2 separate regions of the Mus musculus genome follow, and region 2 is linked to region 1. The links are chromatin loops, found by intact Hi-C in ENCODE. Cell type or tissue: left cerebral cortex. All regions are shown on one strand.

Region 1 (8,000 bases):
CTGACTTCTTGCTTAAGACATAAACATTCTCTAAGGAAAACTAAAAATGAATCAATAGTTTCTTAAATTTGTTATATTTATACTTTATAAAATTTTCAAAACTGAGTTCAGCATGACAATTTGTGCGATCTAAATACTCTGCCATAATTATAAGATACTACTTTTTATGCAGATTAACATTTCAAGTTAGCCCTCTAGGAGTTAATGCTTGTCTTACTCAACTCTTTCAAGAAGAGTTAATCCTTTGAATGATAATTGGAAGAAAGCAGACGGAGAGAATGAGGAATGCCTTCCTAAGAGGCAGTAGTATGTGTGTGGATGTCATTAAGAATCAAAAAGTCAAAGGGGATTCTTTTTTTAATTAACTTAGGAATGTTTATTTCCTTTTTAGTTTCTTCAAGGACCAGTCATTGTTCTGCAATGTCTTGTTTAATCGCCAAGTTTATGGATGCTCTATGGTTTCTCTTATTGTTGATTTATAGTCTTATGACTGCAAGATCAAACAAAATACAAGTAATTATTTCTATCTCCCTTTATCTGTTAAGACTTGGTTTGTATCCTAATATATCATCTATTTTAAAGATAGTTCCATGGTCTGCTAAGAAATAAGTGTATTCTATAGTCTGAATGGGATGAATGTCCTCTGAATTATCTGCTCAGTACATTTGATCTAGAATGTGATTTAATTCAGTTTTTTTTTTTTTGGTCAGGATTGCTGGGGCTAATCTGTGGCCTTATCTCTAGCAGTACTCATTGGATCAAACTGGATGCACTTATGTTGAGGGTTTAGAATACGAGCATCCTCTTGATGATTGTTCTTTAATCAGTAAAAAGTGAGCACTTTCATGTTTCCACTAGTTTTGGCTTAAAATGTATATCATTAGATATGTTACCTGCTTGTTCCTAGAATACTTCAAGAGATATTCTTGAACTGTAACTTTTTTTGAGGGTCTCATCCTGTACCCCAAGCTGAACTTTAACTTTCAACAATCCTCTTGCATTAGCTCCCCTCAGTGCTGGAATAACAGGATTATGCCACCAAAGCCCAGATGAACTGTTAATCTTTAACAAATTTAGTAAATACTTTTGAATTTAAAATGATAATTATTTAGTACTCAATTTACAGGTAATAGGTTAAGAAGGAAAGTTACTGCCTATTATAAAAGGTAAATCAATAATTTATGCCTCCTATATGAGAAACTTTCCAAATGAAAAAAAAAGTCTACTTTTATACAGAAATGAAGTTTGTGCTGGACAGACTCCACATTGATCAAGTGGGCGCTGTGACTCTTACTCTCTTCTGGAGTGAGGTCTGGGTACACCTCTTCTAGAGCCGCTCGCAGCCTTCGCTCATCCACAAATGGCAATAGAGCAACACCTGGAGAAAACAACCATTTGACCATTACAATCACCTGATTTCAGTTCACTGTTTCAAATGAACATCTAGCAAATAGAACTGAACTCTGTCATGTATCCAAAACTCAAATGTAAATATTTTCATATGTGGTGGTAATGGCAAAAATGCCCCCATACTTTACACACTTGCAGTGCTATCACCTTACTAATGCCCTCAGGCCAACTATTAGCTCATCTTCCTTGAGCTTGAGCTTGTCCTTTGGCCTTCCCGATTCTTTGTAAAATGATGTAATTTACCTCACATACCCAGTTCTATTTCCAGACTACAGGAAAGGTCCCTTTAATTTCCAAGCTTCTACAATACTCTGTTTATAATTAATCTGATTAATTTGCATGCAAACATTCTTTAGAGCTTGGCCTAAATAACTTACTACTAGTTGGGAACAGAACAGACTGTTCCTGTCGGGGCTGGAAATGGCACCCGAGTGTGCTGAATTAAAGGCATTATTTCACTTGAGCCTACAGTTACCATTTTCAGAGACATTAATATAGTGTCTATCATAGTACTAAAAAAATGTTACTGGACCACATCTTTGTTATTCTGGAATTCAGAAAAAAATAGTATTTGGGGTAAATAAAACTTAAAAATAAGTAACAACAAATGTGAAATAGAACTAAACAATTCTAAAAAAAAAAAAAAAAAAAAAAAAAAACCACTACTACAAACTACTGTATTTGAAATTTTAAGAAATGAAAAGGTTTCCAAAGCAAACATTACTAACTTAGTTACTATTATTTTCTCAGTAAAGAAGCATTTGATTTTACTGCAATAAAAGAATCTAAGTTCTGGTATAAATTTTGCAGCGCCTAAAAGAAATGATCACCTGTAATCTAGACAAGGCTAATTCAATTATTAGCAAACACAGGGAAAGAAGTTGTTCAAATTTTGTTGAGTCATACACTTGAGAGAAATATACCAACAAATACCCAAATCATTATTTATCTTTTATTTTCTACCCATTTGACTTAGGATTTAAAGAAAGCTCTGTAGGGCTTTCCTATAACAAAACTTCCTACAATATTAATTCCAGAAGCTGAATCTAATCAGGAAACAGCTTGCAGTGCCTCTGACAGTAATAAAATCACCAAAGAGCAAATCACGTTCGTGGCCTGGAGCAGGAAGAAATGGTTACCAGCAATGTGCTGGAAGTAAGCAGAGGAAGAACAGAGCACTCCTCCTTGACCACTGAGCTCCATGCACTGCCCCATCTGATCCTCTCTTCATCCCAAAGCAGCCCAGGCACTGGGTACTGTGGTAACAGCCACTTCAAGAGAGCTCATCTAGAGTCTGACTCCCTAGGTTTAGATCTTGGTTTTGTCATCCTTAAACTTTGACAAAATTACCTAAGCTGTCTGTTCATATATAAAACATAAAGTAATCAAAACTATAACATGTAACAAATTGTATAAAATCCCAGTATTGCTATTAAATATATATTGTCAAAGTATACACAGTCAAAAATGTTTTTTGTTTTTTTTAAACAACTACATTTCTCTTCCTATCATTTTAAGGTATAATCAACCCAGGTAAACGCTTTACCAACTAATATATTAACATTGCTTCCACTAAGTTTTAAAGTTGTGTTTTAAACTATATTTCTTAATAGTACTAAATTTGACATTTTTGGACTATGGGTGGAGTATAAGTGAAAATATTAATGTAATTTGATGCATAAAATATAAAATAAAAAGTAAGAAACTGACGTTGAAGCCATCCTAGAACAAACTTTCTAAGAGACCCTGTGATGGTTAATCTTTACCATCGGCTTGACTGGCTTTGGGGCCTCCTGGGATATACGTATACGTAAGTGTTCCCACTGAGGATATACGCTGGGATATACGTATACGTGAGTGTTTCCACTGAGGATATACGCTGGGATATACGTATACGTAAGTGTTTCCACTGAGGATATACGCTGGGATATACGTATACGTAAGTGTTCCCACTGAGGATATACGCTGGGATATACGTATACGTGAGTGTTCCCACTGAGGAGGAAGAGTCCCCTTGAATGTGGGAAGATCTCTCTTACTGGCAAGAGTCCCCAATAACAAGAAGAGGAGCTGGCATTCATCTTCTGCTTTCTGACTTCAATGACAGTAACCAGATAGCTGGTTTCCCCTGGTTTCCCACACCCTCCCCTGGGCTAGGCTCAGTCCCTGGAGGCATGAGCCACAACACACCCTTCCTTTCTAAGGCTGCTTGTGTCAAGGATTTTGTCACAGTGCTAACTAATTAATACAGACCCAAAATATCCTAGAAAAGTCCTAGTAGGGGATTGGTCTGTTGCTGCTTGTATTCAAATGCTAAATTCTGTACCCCAAGATCTGGTTGCCCCCTTCACCAACAAGGAGAGCCTCCACAATGAGGAGATCCTCACAAATACCAGATTTTGTTGTACAAACGTGCCCTCAAGTCATCCCTGTCTGGTCAATAAAGATGTCTACAGCCTGAGCTAGGCAGAAGAGAAGGGGCAGGGCGTGGGCTCTCAGGCAGGGACACTAGGAAGGAGAGGAAGAAGGCACCATGAGTATGGTAGATTGTGAGCACATGACTATGAAAGGCCCGCCTGTTGGAGTAGGGGCAGCCCAGGTGAAACATGTTAAATAATATCTCAGGGATTTTGACGGGAAGTAGACAAAATGGCATAAATGGTTGACATCTGCCCAGCTCTAGTGTTAAGGCTTATATAACTCTAAGATATCATTAAAACAGTATGGTACTGGGATAAAACCAGACATAAAGACTAGATTAGTAGCTTTTTTCAATAGAAAAAAGCCTTTTTAACAGCTGGTTCATAGAAAAGTAGTTATCCACATATGAATGAATGAGACTGGGTCCTTATCTTATACCATATACAAATATTAAGTCAAAATAGGACTGAAAACTAAAATATAAAAGCTAAAATTATAAAAAGTTCTAGAAAATATGCAAAGGTTCACAATACTAGACTTGGCAAATGATTCCCTGGTTACACAAAGACAAGCAAAACAGATAAAGCAGAGCACCAAAGTGTAATCGTTTCTGACATTAATGGACACCAGAACAAGGGAAAAGAAAACCACAGAACTGAAGGAAATACACAAAAATCATCAACAAATGCTTAAAGGCTATAAATTTTAATGCAACAACTAAAACCCGACACAACCTAAAGGATTTGACTAGGATTTCTTTAAAGATGTAAGTACCCCAAAGGCACATGAAAACATGCCCACTATCATTACCAGTGGGGAAATGTAAATTAAAGCTACTGTGAGTTACCATTTCATAGTGGTTAGGGTAGCTCAAAAAACCAAAACAACTACAACAAAAAATCCAGGAGAAAAATATTAGCAAGGATATGAAGAAATTCAAACCACTGGGCATTATTTTATCTTCTTCCTAAAATTACTATATTGAGAAGATTTATTGTTATTGATATAAATACTATAATAACTATGATTACATAAATTGGCAATCTGTATGTTTATATATTTAAAAATTTACTTGTTTATTTGTAAACCTAAGCAAGCAATGAATTATGTACTTAATAAACACAAATAGATTTACTTATTAATTAACTTATTTTAATTAGCCCTCCATTTCCTCACTGCTTCTCTAATTAAATCATCCTCTACAAAGTTCCTTCAAAAGCCTTTGGAGACGCTAATCCATTTACATGTGACCAAAGCACATTTTAAATAGCCCCAATATATTGGATGCATTTTTTAGTATCATTATATTAAAGTAATAAGAAATTATCACTACTATTTAAACCAAAAGCTAACCCCCAATTACAGTACATTTTTTGTTGGTTTTGATTTTGCAGGGACCAGGGGTAGAGGGAGTGATGAGTTTTATGAGGTTTGGGGGGGGATCAAAGGCACTTGTGCATGCCAGGTAAATAATCTCCCACTGAGCTACTTCTTAGCCCTTCAATCTGTAAATTGATGATACGCCCCCTCTGCCTCACAATTCTGAGCTTAGTATCCAAAAAAAAGGATACAGCACAAGAAAGTGTCAGAGGAGAATTTGATGAGCAAGTGTTTTTTACTGTGTGTTATACTCAATGACCAACTTTTGTTGAGTAGTGATTAACATCTTAAAGTTAGTGTGAATTTTTAAATTGCTTTCCCACATAATCTATTCACATAAGGAATGTAAAGAACGGGCAAAACATAAAATGTCAACTGTTAAGTTTCTACTATATATTTTACAAGTTTCCATAACCCCAAACATGCATGACTGTGTTTCTTTCTTAGCAGTTTTGAAAGGTGGCAAGGGGTTACTGATTGAAGAAAAACTCACAAAGAACACTATTTTAACCTATTTCAGTAAGTTACCACTTACCATATTTTACTATTAGAATTACTATTGATCACTGATGATTATGATTGAATATTTATATCTACTTTTCACATGTAATTATGAAAGTATGGTTTCCAGAGTTTTTTTTATCCTGTAAGTCATGATTGATCAACTTCATTAAAAACTGTAAACAAACAAGGTGATGGTGGTGCACACCTTTAGTCCCAGAACTCAGAAGATAGAGGTAGGCAGATCTCTGAGTTTGAAGCCAGCCTGGTCCAAAGAACTAGTTCTAGGACAGCCAGGGGTACACAGAGAAACCCCCAATCCAAACAAACAAACAAACAAACAAAAAGGAATGATATCTAAATTTTACCTTGCCATGCATATTTCTTCCCATTCAAATCAATAGCAAAATCTTCAGGATAGAAGTCAATTATACTGGAATCCTGTTTCAGGAAGAAAGTAAAAGAATCAAAAACAAAAGCCACATACCTTGTCTCAAAAAACATGAAATAACTTTAAACAAAGAAAAGAGTTTTAGAACTGATAGTTATGGACTACATGCAGGCAGTGAAAGGTTTAGTTACTCAACATTTCCTACCTCCTGGCTGGGTCTCACTACGTAACCAGCACAAAAGAACAAGCTTAGAGTTAATTTTAGGTAAGTCAGATAGAATGTTTAAAGTTCTCATAGGGTTGAAAGAAATAAAAATCATTATGCAGGGTGTGATTAACTCACAACTTTAATTCTAGTACTGGGGAGTCAGAGGTTGATCTCTTTGAGTTCAAGGCCAGCCTTGAACAGGGGGAGTTCCAGGACTACATAGTAATTCCCTGTCTCAAAATAATAACATGTAGATTGAAAACAAATCAGTTTTATTTACTGGGTAGGAAACTCAGAGACAAAGAAAGTACAGAATACCACATTATGCAGTGAAAAGCAAAAAACACATTCTTTGCATATTTCAGCTTTTTAAAACTATGACATGCAAAGTCAACTTTGCCTAATGTTCCTAACACATTTGAAAACACTAAGACTTACAGGGTCACTCATGAGCTTCCGCCATGTTGGAGGTAGAAAGTTACCACTTGCAGCTGGGAAAACCCCCATTAGTTGTTCCAGTGGCTTAAACTGCAAGAGAGGGAAAGGTTAAAGACTCCCAATTATTATGAAATTCAAATTCCTACTTCTCATTGACTTGAAGCTTACCGGTTTTGTGCCCTTTTCAAATTCAGAGGACATGTCTGCAATACCTTCAAAGTCTGAGGCAAATGGTGCATAATGGAATGGATAATACCACTTCCAGGAAGCACAGCCCTAAAATCATTAATGACAATTAAAAGCAAAATACTCTTAATGATGAACATGGTTAAAAAAAAAAATTAGCTATGACTATCAGTCTATAATATCTTATTTGTAAAACATGATTTCTGGCATATACTCCACTCATTAATTTTTCTGAGTTCAAAATACTGTTTATAACTGTCTGCTTCATATCAGTGGTTCCTTTATTTAAAAAATATTGTAAACTTTCTTGAATAATCAGTAATTAATATCAAACTTTGTATTTACAAATACAAATTCACTAAGATATTTATCCTTAAAATATATTTGATGACATTTCTTTCCAATCTCAGAGCTTCTGTCATCGAATAAAACCAAACACGGTTTTCACCTGGTATTTACTGAACAGGTGGCAGTAGTAGTTGCGAACATCAACAGTAGCTGAGAATCAAACAACCAAAATGTACTATTATACTTCCATGTGGCAACTTTCTCTTGACTATAAATACACTAAAATCAAAACAAAAGCAAGTTGTGCTCATGGAAAAAGAGAAGCCTTTTTAGTGTGCTGTAAAACAAGAAGGAAGATCTTTCCACCACTACTCAGTGCACTGGACACACTGACCCAATTCATCTCATGTAAAATCACAGTAACATAAGAGAATTGTTACAATCAAATTCCTTTCAAATTTTTATTGGTACGCAACATACTGCATCTTTTCTTTAGTTTCTTAGTGACTTTCAAATGCCCAATTGGCTTTAAACTCTTTAAAAAAACAAACACACAAACCAAAACCCACTTAAACTTTAATAATATTAATGACCAACTCAAACATTGTAATCCTTAAAATCCTTTAACACAACAGAACCAAGTTTTATTGATAGACTAATTCTTAAGGAACTTCCAAGTCTTTACAAATATTATTCATGGTAATAATTTTTAGTAGTAAGTTTAAAACTACAAGTGTAGGCTTTATCTAAGGATATTCAATATTAGGTACAATTATA
Region 2 (8,000 bases), 1.1 Mb after region 1:
TTTGGCAAGCTTCTAAATGCTAGTATTACCATCTATCCACATGCAATCTAATTGTTAAGTGAAAGTCTTTATTCCTGGTTATAGATCAGGATGGCTGAACTACAGGGGCATGTGGCTTTCTTAATGCTAAGATTGATTCATTATTTTTCTTAGGTACTTTGGAAATCATATATTGATTTTGAGATTGAGCAGGAAGAAACTGAAAGAACACGAAACCTTTACCGACAATTGCTTCAGCGAACACAGCATGTCAAGGTATCCTTACTTTTTAAATAGTCTCTCATTTTGTTTGTACAGCAGTTTTGATGTTTGTAGACAAACTATTTTAAATGACTTTGTTCTTAGAGTCTGTTGTTCCCAGAGGACTTACAAATACTAAGCTTAGACCTGCCAGATCATTGTTTATGTTGCCATGCATCTCTTGGGCATCACAGAGTTAAAGAAGTTTTTTCTATAACTTTAAAACTATGTTGGGGCTGGAGAGATGGCTCAGTGGTTAAGAGCACTGACTGCTCTTCCAACGGTCCTGAGTTCAATTCCCAGGAACCACATGGTGGTTCACAGCCATCTGTAATGAGATCTGATGCCCTCTTCTGGTGTGTCTGAAGACAGCTTATAGTGTGCTCATATGCATAAAATAAATAAGTAAATCTTAAAAAAAAAAAAAAAACTACATCTAACATCTAAAAGCAGAAGACTGCTTCTCCACTGACACTGAGGCGTATGCTCAATGTATCAATCTGTGATTCATTATCAGTAGATACATCATGATCTGGAGAAACTAACTTTATGTTCTCTGTTTGTTTCTTCTGGGTGACTGACATGGTTAATTTTGTTCTGTTTTTTTTTTTTTTTTTGGTAAGGTATGGATCAGTTTTGCTCAGTTTGAGTTATCGTCTGGGAAAGAAGGAAGTGTGGCTAAATGCAGACAGATTTATGAAGAAGCTAACAAAACCATGAGAAACTGTGAAGAAAAAGAAGAGAGGCTTATGTTGCTGGAATCCTGGAGAAGTTTTGAAGATGAATTTGGCACAGTATCAGACAAGGAGAGAGTAGACAAACTCATGCCAGAAAAGGTCAAGAAGAGAAGAAAGGTCCAGGCCGACGATGGGGTAAGGGCCCAGTACCGGGGTTGTTCCCCCCATGTCAAAGGAGTAGAAATGCATCTGACTTTGCAATCTGTGCTTTGGAGTACTATTGGAATTTTTCAAAGCAGATGCAGGCAACCTGGATAAGGAGCCCCTTGTAGTCCAGCTACTAGGACAGGGCAGGGGCAGAGCCTTCTGAGTGAAGGTGGAGTCTAGGAACTATATGAAGCTGCTGTTTGTTGAATGGGGGTGGGGTGGGGGAGCTTCACCTTATAGAGGGAAACCAATCCTGAGGCTTTGTAGGGTAGAGCAAGTTTGGTGGGAATCATTGAAGACCTTTACACATGTCTAGAATGCTAGCATCTCATAAGGGTGGACTTGAGAGACTTGGCTTGAAGATGATCTAGTGCATGTTTTTAAAAGCCTGGACCTGAGGGGTGGAAAGTAGGAGATGAGGAAAGCCTCCATTTTAAGATAATATTTAGAAATAATAGCCATGCTCAGTTGGAACTGAGAAGAGCTAGGAGTCCAAATACTACACACTATGTGGCCTCTGCTACTAAATATTAAGTAAAAACTCAAATTAAAAAAAATTATTTTGAATGCTTTGCATGCATGGGTATATGTGTACCACATGCATTCCTGGTGTCCTTGGAGATCAGAAAGTGATATTGGACCCCTTAGAAGTGAAGCTACTGGGTGGTTGGGAGCCACCATGCAGGTGCCAGAAACCTAACCTGAGTCCTCTGTAAGAGCAACAGGTGCTCTCAGCGCTGAGCCACCCCTCTAGCCCCTCAAACACACGTTTTTACATTGTAAATGTACGACTGCAAGGTTTGTGGAGGCACTGAGTGTCTTAGGCAGTGGAGGCACTGCCCGTGGAGCCGCTGTGCTTAGATGTTTAGCTTCCTCCCACTTGGTCCTTCATTCTCATTGAGCCAGTGTAGTGCTGCAGTAACCTCATCTGCCCGGTGGCTCAGTCACTCCTTTAGGCTCAGCCCTTTGTTCCATCTACGGCAGGATCTGATGTTACTTTCCACAGCACCATGGTTGAATTGAGACTCTAGGTTCCCCAGACACAGTCTTCATTCTTCTGCCTTCTGAATGAAGCAGGCTCCAGCTTCTGTCTGCTCACCTTTGACCTCATGTACTTATTTCTGCAGTCTGACGCCGGGTGGGAAGAATACTATGACTACATCTTCCCAGAGGATGCTGCCAACCAGCCTAACCTCAAGCTCCTGGCCATGGCCAAGCTGTGGAAGAAACAGCAACAGGAAAGAGAAGCTGCCGAACAGGATCCAGATAAGGACATTGATGAGAGTGAATCCTCATCTTTTTAAATGTTATAATTGCTTTTTATAAATGAACAGTTTAGAACTTTGACTCCTAAATGTTTTTATGTATTTACTCAGTAAGGAGTTGTTTGGCATCTTTGAATTATTTTTTAAAATGCTCTTGGGTTTAACTATGGGTGAGAAACTGCAAGTAAAAGAATTTTTTTCTAAGTTTTGTTACTTGAGTCCGAGCATTTCTAGCATTTGCTCCTATTGTCTTTGTTAGATGGAGTTCATGTGCTTAGCACATACGTTGGGTCGAACTGCAGACTAAACTCAGTGTTCAAGGTCCATTCTCCAGGAATAGACACAGGTTTATCATGATGGTGTTCATGAATCTGAAACTTTTAGATTTCATGTCTCTAAAACCACAAAACTGGAGTCCAACTCTAACACCTCCATGTGGTGGCTGTACGTTTCCATTGATTTTCAGTTTTCTCAAACAAGCAGTAGTATGGTGGCACCTCATTTTGATGATTCCATTAGAAAAGGAGTATGCTGATGTCAATCTTGTTCCAACAGCACACCTTCCCCTGCCCCTACTGCCTTTTAGCATCATGTGTCTACTTCTCATAGAATTAAATGGACTTGGGCTAGTTTTCTCTCTGAATATCTGAACAGATTTATAGTGACTGTATTTTTTGACCCCAAGTCTTTGTCAGGAACATTTTAGTTTGGCTTCAGTTTTTCTCTCAAACTAGTTAAGTTTTGTAGTAGCTTGTTTAGAAAACAATGGCCTGCATTCACGGATGCTGAGGCAGTGTCCTATTGGATTTATTATGTAAATGTCTGTGTTAAGTATGATTCACCATTGCACTACTGCCAGTCCCAAGCTTTGTGAATTCTGCAGTTATAGTTGCCTAGAAACTATGTATCTCCCAACATGCCTCAGAATGTGTGAATTCTAACAACTGATGTTTAACAGTTGTCATTAAACAACAGGAGTCCAAAAAGCCCACAGTGATTGTGTGCTCAGTGAAGGCACTGGCACTGGACAGTAACATCCTTGTTGGTGCTCTGCTCACACTAAAATAGCACTTGCCTAATCTTGGAGGCATGGTTTTACTCATCCTGTAATTCATAGCCATTTTTTTTAACCACTCAACGCCTAGAACTGTTCTTTCAAGACTGGTTTCTACCTAAAAGAACCATTAGTAAACAACTGAGTATTAAATTTAAGTATATCCATCTAAGGGAATAAAGCTGCTCAATAATATTACTAAATTGGGTCTTGAAAATAAAATAATTTTGTAAAAGTTACAAGAAAACAGTACTACTAGTAGGTAAGCAACAGATCTTTTCAGCCACCAGACCAGCACTAGGCTCAGACGTTAGCCTGAGTTTCATTGAATACCAAGGGTGCTGGTCAGGAAGAATCTGCCACTGAACGTCCTTTGAGTTAGTGCAGATCCTAGATGGAGGTGAAAGCAGTTCAGAATGCTAGCTAGTTCCATAACTAAGCCATCTTCCTAGAGTATGTTGCTTGTGCACATGAAGACAAAAATTAGTGACTTTGCTCTTCAGAGTCCACTCCTAACAAGCACAGGCGGTGTGATAGGTTGAAGGGAACGTTATTCCTTTATGAGAGAACAAAGAATTCATGCTCTTCAACCTTATTATCTCAAAATAAGACCTTTCTAAAGTAAAAGCTTTTAAATCAAGAGCATTGGTACATATATGTTTGTAGTCCCAACTACCACTTGAGAGCTAAATAGAGGATTGCTGGGAGCTGAGTTTAAGGCTAGCCCAGGAATGTAGCAAAATGGTATCTCAAAGAAAAGAAAAGCAAAGCATGCCAACATAACGTACATTGTAATGGTCGTTTTACGTTGGCCTTTCTAAGTACTTCTTTACTGCCTATCTTTACATGATTTTTTTTGGAGTTAAACTTTGTTTCCCCTTAAAGTCTCACATTCAGAGGTTTGAGCAGTGTTAACAGAGACCAACAGTAGGAACCCAGTAAGAAGGGAGCTCATGTATGTCAGACAGGGATGATTACAGATGTGCATTTAAAAAGGTTTTATATAAAAAAGTCAAAACAAGAGGCACCACATCCTAAACAAAGATCCGTCCATAATTTTGATTAAAAGACAACAAACTTCCAGAAAACATTCATAGTCAACAATGTTTTACTATACATCTCAGATTTATACATTTCATATATGCTTTTAAAGCTTCAATTAACAGATCAATACAAAATAAAATATATATATATTTATATATGTGCAGCAGTGGTTCTCAGGCACAGGATTTAGGAGGAGGATGGAGGGAGTCTTTTCTTGGCATGTACTGTCAACCATGATAGTGGAACGAGTCCTTCTGACTTAGCTGCCTTGATTGAATTTTACTATGGCAAACAGTTCGAACATGTATGCTATTGCTCATTGGAAGGATGAGATTTGAAGTTTATAGCCTGCATTTTTTGAAGTCTTTAAGACTTAAATGCTTACTTTCCTCCTAATAGAGCTCCAAGATCATCCTATGAAAGTAGTATGTCCACAAACTGTCTGGAACACCTGCCTAAGAACCACTGCCTATGGTTATTCAATGTCCTCAGGCCTCACGGGATGAGGTAATGGGATGATGGATTTCTTCTCAGTGTCCCTGGAAAGTGCTTTCCTCATATCTGTTAAGAAGCAAAGATTAATGTAAGCAACCAATAGCAAACTTTCTTTGAATTTATTAATTTATTTAGGCTTGTGGGGGAAATAACTTATTTTGACTTTCTCCTGGCACAGCAGGAAGCTTACCATAGGCATCCTCATCAGGCTCCCCATTGCTGGCTGAGTAGTACTCTATGACTGTCCTGTAGACACTGTAACCCAACTGCTTGTACATGTTGACGGCAACTTGATTGGATACTCTTACGAAGAGATCAACAAAAAATCCACCTTTTCTTTAAAAAAAAAGAAAAGAAAAAAGGAAAAAAGGAAATGTTAAAACTATAAGAACTCTAGGCAATCTGGCATACATCTTTAGAAATCCTAGTGCCATGCATAAATCACATGCTTGTAATCCTAGGACTTGGTACTGAAGGGGGAGAACTGTGGATTCTAGGCTGGCCTGGGCTACAAACATAATGGGCTCAAGGCCAGCCTTGGCTTTTGACTATTTGGTGTCAAGTAACAACCTTGCAGTAGAAATCTTTTATAACCATTTTATAATTTAGAGTAACCATTTCATAATACAGAAAGAGGACCCAACTATAGCTGTTGTAGGATGCTGGTGACTACCTCCTTTCGAAGGCCTTCACATCCTGATTTTGTGTCTAGGCTATTATCTCCCTGTTTACTGTCTATTAAGATTTAATTTTGTTTGTGAGTTTTATATAAGCATATTCAGTTTGGGGATTGCTTTGTGAGTGACCCCAGTCAGTACTGAGCCTCGAGCTATTCTCTTCACTTTGTTTAGCCTTTCATTGTATGAATATACAACTTGCTCATGGTCCTCTGGAAATATTTCTAGTTCTATTGTGAAGGATGTTACTATGGATACTTTGTTGAGCATCCATGCTACAGTATCTAATTAGGGACCCCACTGCTGTGTCATGGGTATATGCACAGTTAGCTTGATTAAATTCAAACCTGTTTATTCCAAGTCCAATCCTAGTGTGTGTGAGACACCATATTGTGATGTGATGTTAATATAATCTCTGGGTGAGCAAAGCTACTCCACTTTTACTAAGTGGAGCAATGAGCCTCCCCTGCATTGTCTACAGCCTGCTTAAAAAGGTATCTACACTGAGGTCATGGGAGATTCTCATATTATACTCTGTTGCTTTTCCATGCCCATGTTATAAATAAATCTGGAGTCTGTGTGTAGTAAAGTAGCAAGCAGGGGAACATTTTGCCCATCCACTTGTCCCACCATCTTTACTGAAAACTCTACCTTCCCACTCTGATATCCAGTGCGGCCTCAGGCCCGCCAAGACCTTTGACACATTACTCATGTTCTCATCTGCTGCTTGCTCTCTAGCGCCAACAGTCTGTGCTGCACACTGGACCTGACAGGGCAGAGCTGCCCATTGTTGAAGAATATTTCGCCATTTTTGTTGCTGGTTCTTCTTCCCTTGTATTCTATATTAACAATACCCTCAAAACCCCTGAGTAGGATTCTGGATATGATTATATTTGCTCTGAGGTCAGTTACAAAACTTACAGCATTTCCCTTTTCCATCTGTTGGTCCCATAAAGTTTTATAAAGGTTAAGAATACTCAGGAGGTTTTGCTTAGACTTTTCTGAAGCATATAATGCTGTTGATGCCAATTTCAATACTTTTTTCTACCTTTATCTTCACTTAGTTCTAGGAACTTGTGCATTCTTGTTTTCTGTCTGTGACAGCAGGCTGCTGCCTCCCAATCCTCTTCCCTTGTGTCTTACATGCCTTTGCTGTGTAAATTTCCAGGAGAGAGAGAGGCTGAATCTTTGATTGCGTGAAACACTCTACGGGGCTTTGCTGCTTCCCTCACTTCAGTTCTCTAGGCTGCTACAAAATACACTGCACCTAATGAATAATAGTTGTTTTTCAGTCAAACATCCTGGCTCCTGGTGTATCATAATTCTTATATAAATAACAGTTTATTTCTGCAACTTGTGCCCTCTGGTGACTGCTGTAGAAAATTAAATTCTTGCTTTAGTGTGTACACCTGAATAAGACATGAATATAATGTATATCTATGTACACACACAAAACGATGAAACCTCAGAAACTAGAGGGGGAAGAGAGGTTAGTAATTACGTAAATAAACAGGAAATGGGTCCTAACAAGCATAATTAGCATTCTGTTTGCCTGTCATACTATGATTTTGAGACAGGGTTTCTCTGCATAGTCCTGGTTGTCCTGCAACTGGCTCTGTAGAACAAGCTGCCCCCAAACTCAAAAATCTGCCTGCCTCTGCCTCCTGGAGTGCTAGGATTAAAGGTGTGTGCCACAGCCAGGTTTCAAGGAGAAGTTTAAAAACCTTACAAGGACTTTTTTTGTTAAAACTACTTCCTTGCAAGATGCAGTGGTGGTACACACACCTTTGATCTCAGCACTCAGGATGTAGAGGCAGCCAGATCTCTTGAGTTTGAGGCCAGCCAGGGCTACACAGAGAAACCCTATCTCCAAAAACCAAACAAAAGCAAGATATCCTTTGTTGACCTGGCATTCACTATGTAGACCAGTCTGGCTTCTAACTCAAGAGATCTCTCTGCCTCTGCAGGATGGGATTAAAGGCACCCACTACAGGCTATTTTATATATGTTCAAGAAAAATATCAAAACTCTTGATGACATTCTTACACTTGATATGATTAACTAGTATTTACATGCACAATGGAAATGGGTTATGTTCCATTTGTTTCAGGGCTTAAAAAGCATTTGTCCAGTGCTCACAGTGTAGCAGTAAAGAGCACATTTTATTCCTAGTTTTCTAGAGATGGCTACTAGCTGTTAGAATAGAAACACTACTTTGGGCATAGAAACATCTGCCACAGTGTTAAGAACACCAAAGATCTTCCTTGAAAGGTTGGTCTTTGAGTCCAACTAGTTAGTTAATCCTAGCACTCCAGGAGGCAGAGGCAGGCAGATTTTTGAG

Evidence for each region. A loop is a pair of places that touch in the nucleus more often than their neighbours do. Peaks named below come from ENCODE experiments on the same cell type or tissue, not always from the same donor. Only the 100,000 strongest peaks of a DNase experiment are listed, where the experiment ranks them.
Region 2: it touches region 1 in a loop (4-fold over the local background); 4 of 42 quality-filtered maps call a loop at or near these places.

The regions. Positions count from the first base shown.
Region 1 is chr2:147,041,013-147,049,012 of GRCm38, reverse strand. Xrn2 (5'-3' exoribonuclease 2) reads right to left here. Exons shown (of 30, transcript NM_011917.3): 18 at 6,918-7,025; 19 at 6,750-6,839; 20 at 6,081-6,153; 21 at 1,295-1,378. Among named protein-coding and RNA genes, the nearest start is that of Xrn2, 32 kb to the right of the region's middle. In left cerebral cortex, no CTCF peak of the experiment used is centred here; no DNase peak of the experiment used is centred here.
Region 2 is chr2:145,912,852-145,920,851 of GRCm38, reverse strand. Naa20 (N(alpha)-acetyltransferase 20, NatB catalytic subunit) reads right to left here. Exons shown (of 6, transcript NM_001141965.1): 5 at 5,173-5,318; 6 at 4,427-5,048. The coding sequence ends at 4,963. It overlaps Crnkl1 (crooked neck pre-mRNA splicing factor 1), which reads left to right. Exons shown (of 14, transcript NM_025820.3): 12 at 154-255; 13 at 864-1,112; 14 at 2,252-3,370. The coding sequence ends at 2,428. Among named protein-coding and RNA genes, the nearest start is that of Naa20, 14 kb to the right of the region's middle. In left cerebral cortex, no CTCF peak of the experiment used is centred here; a DNase peak (open chromatin) is centred at 3,285.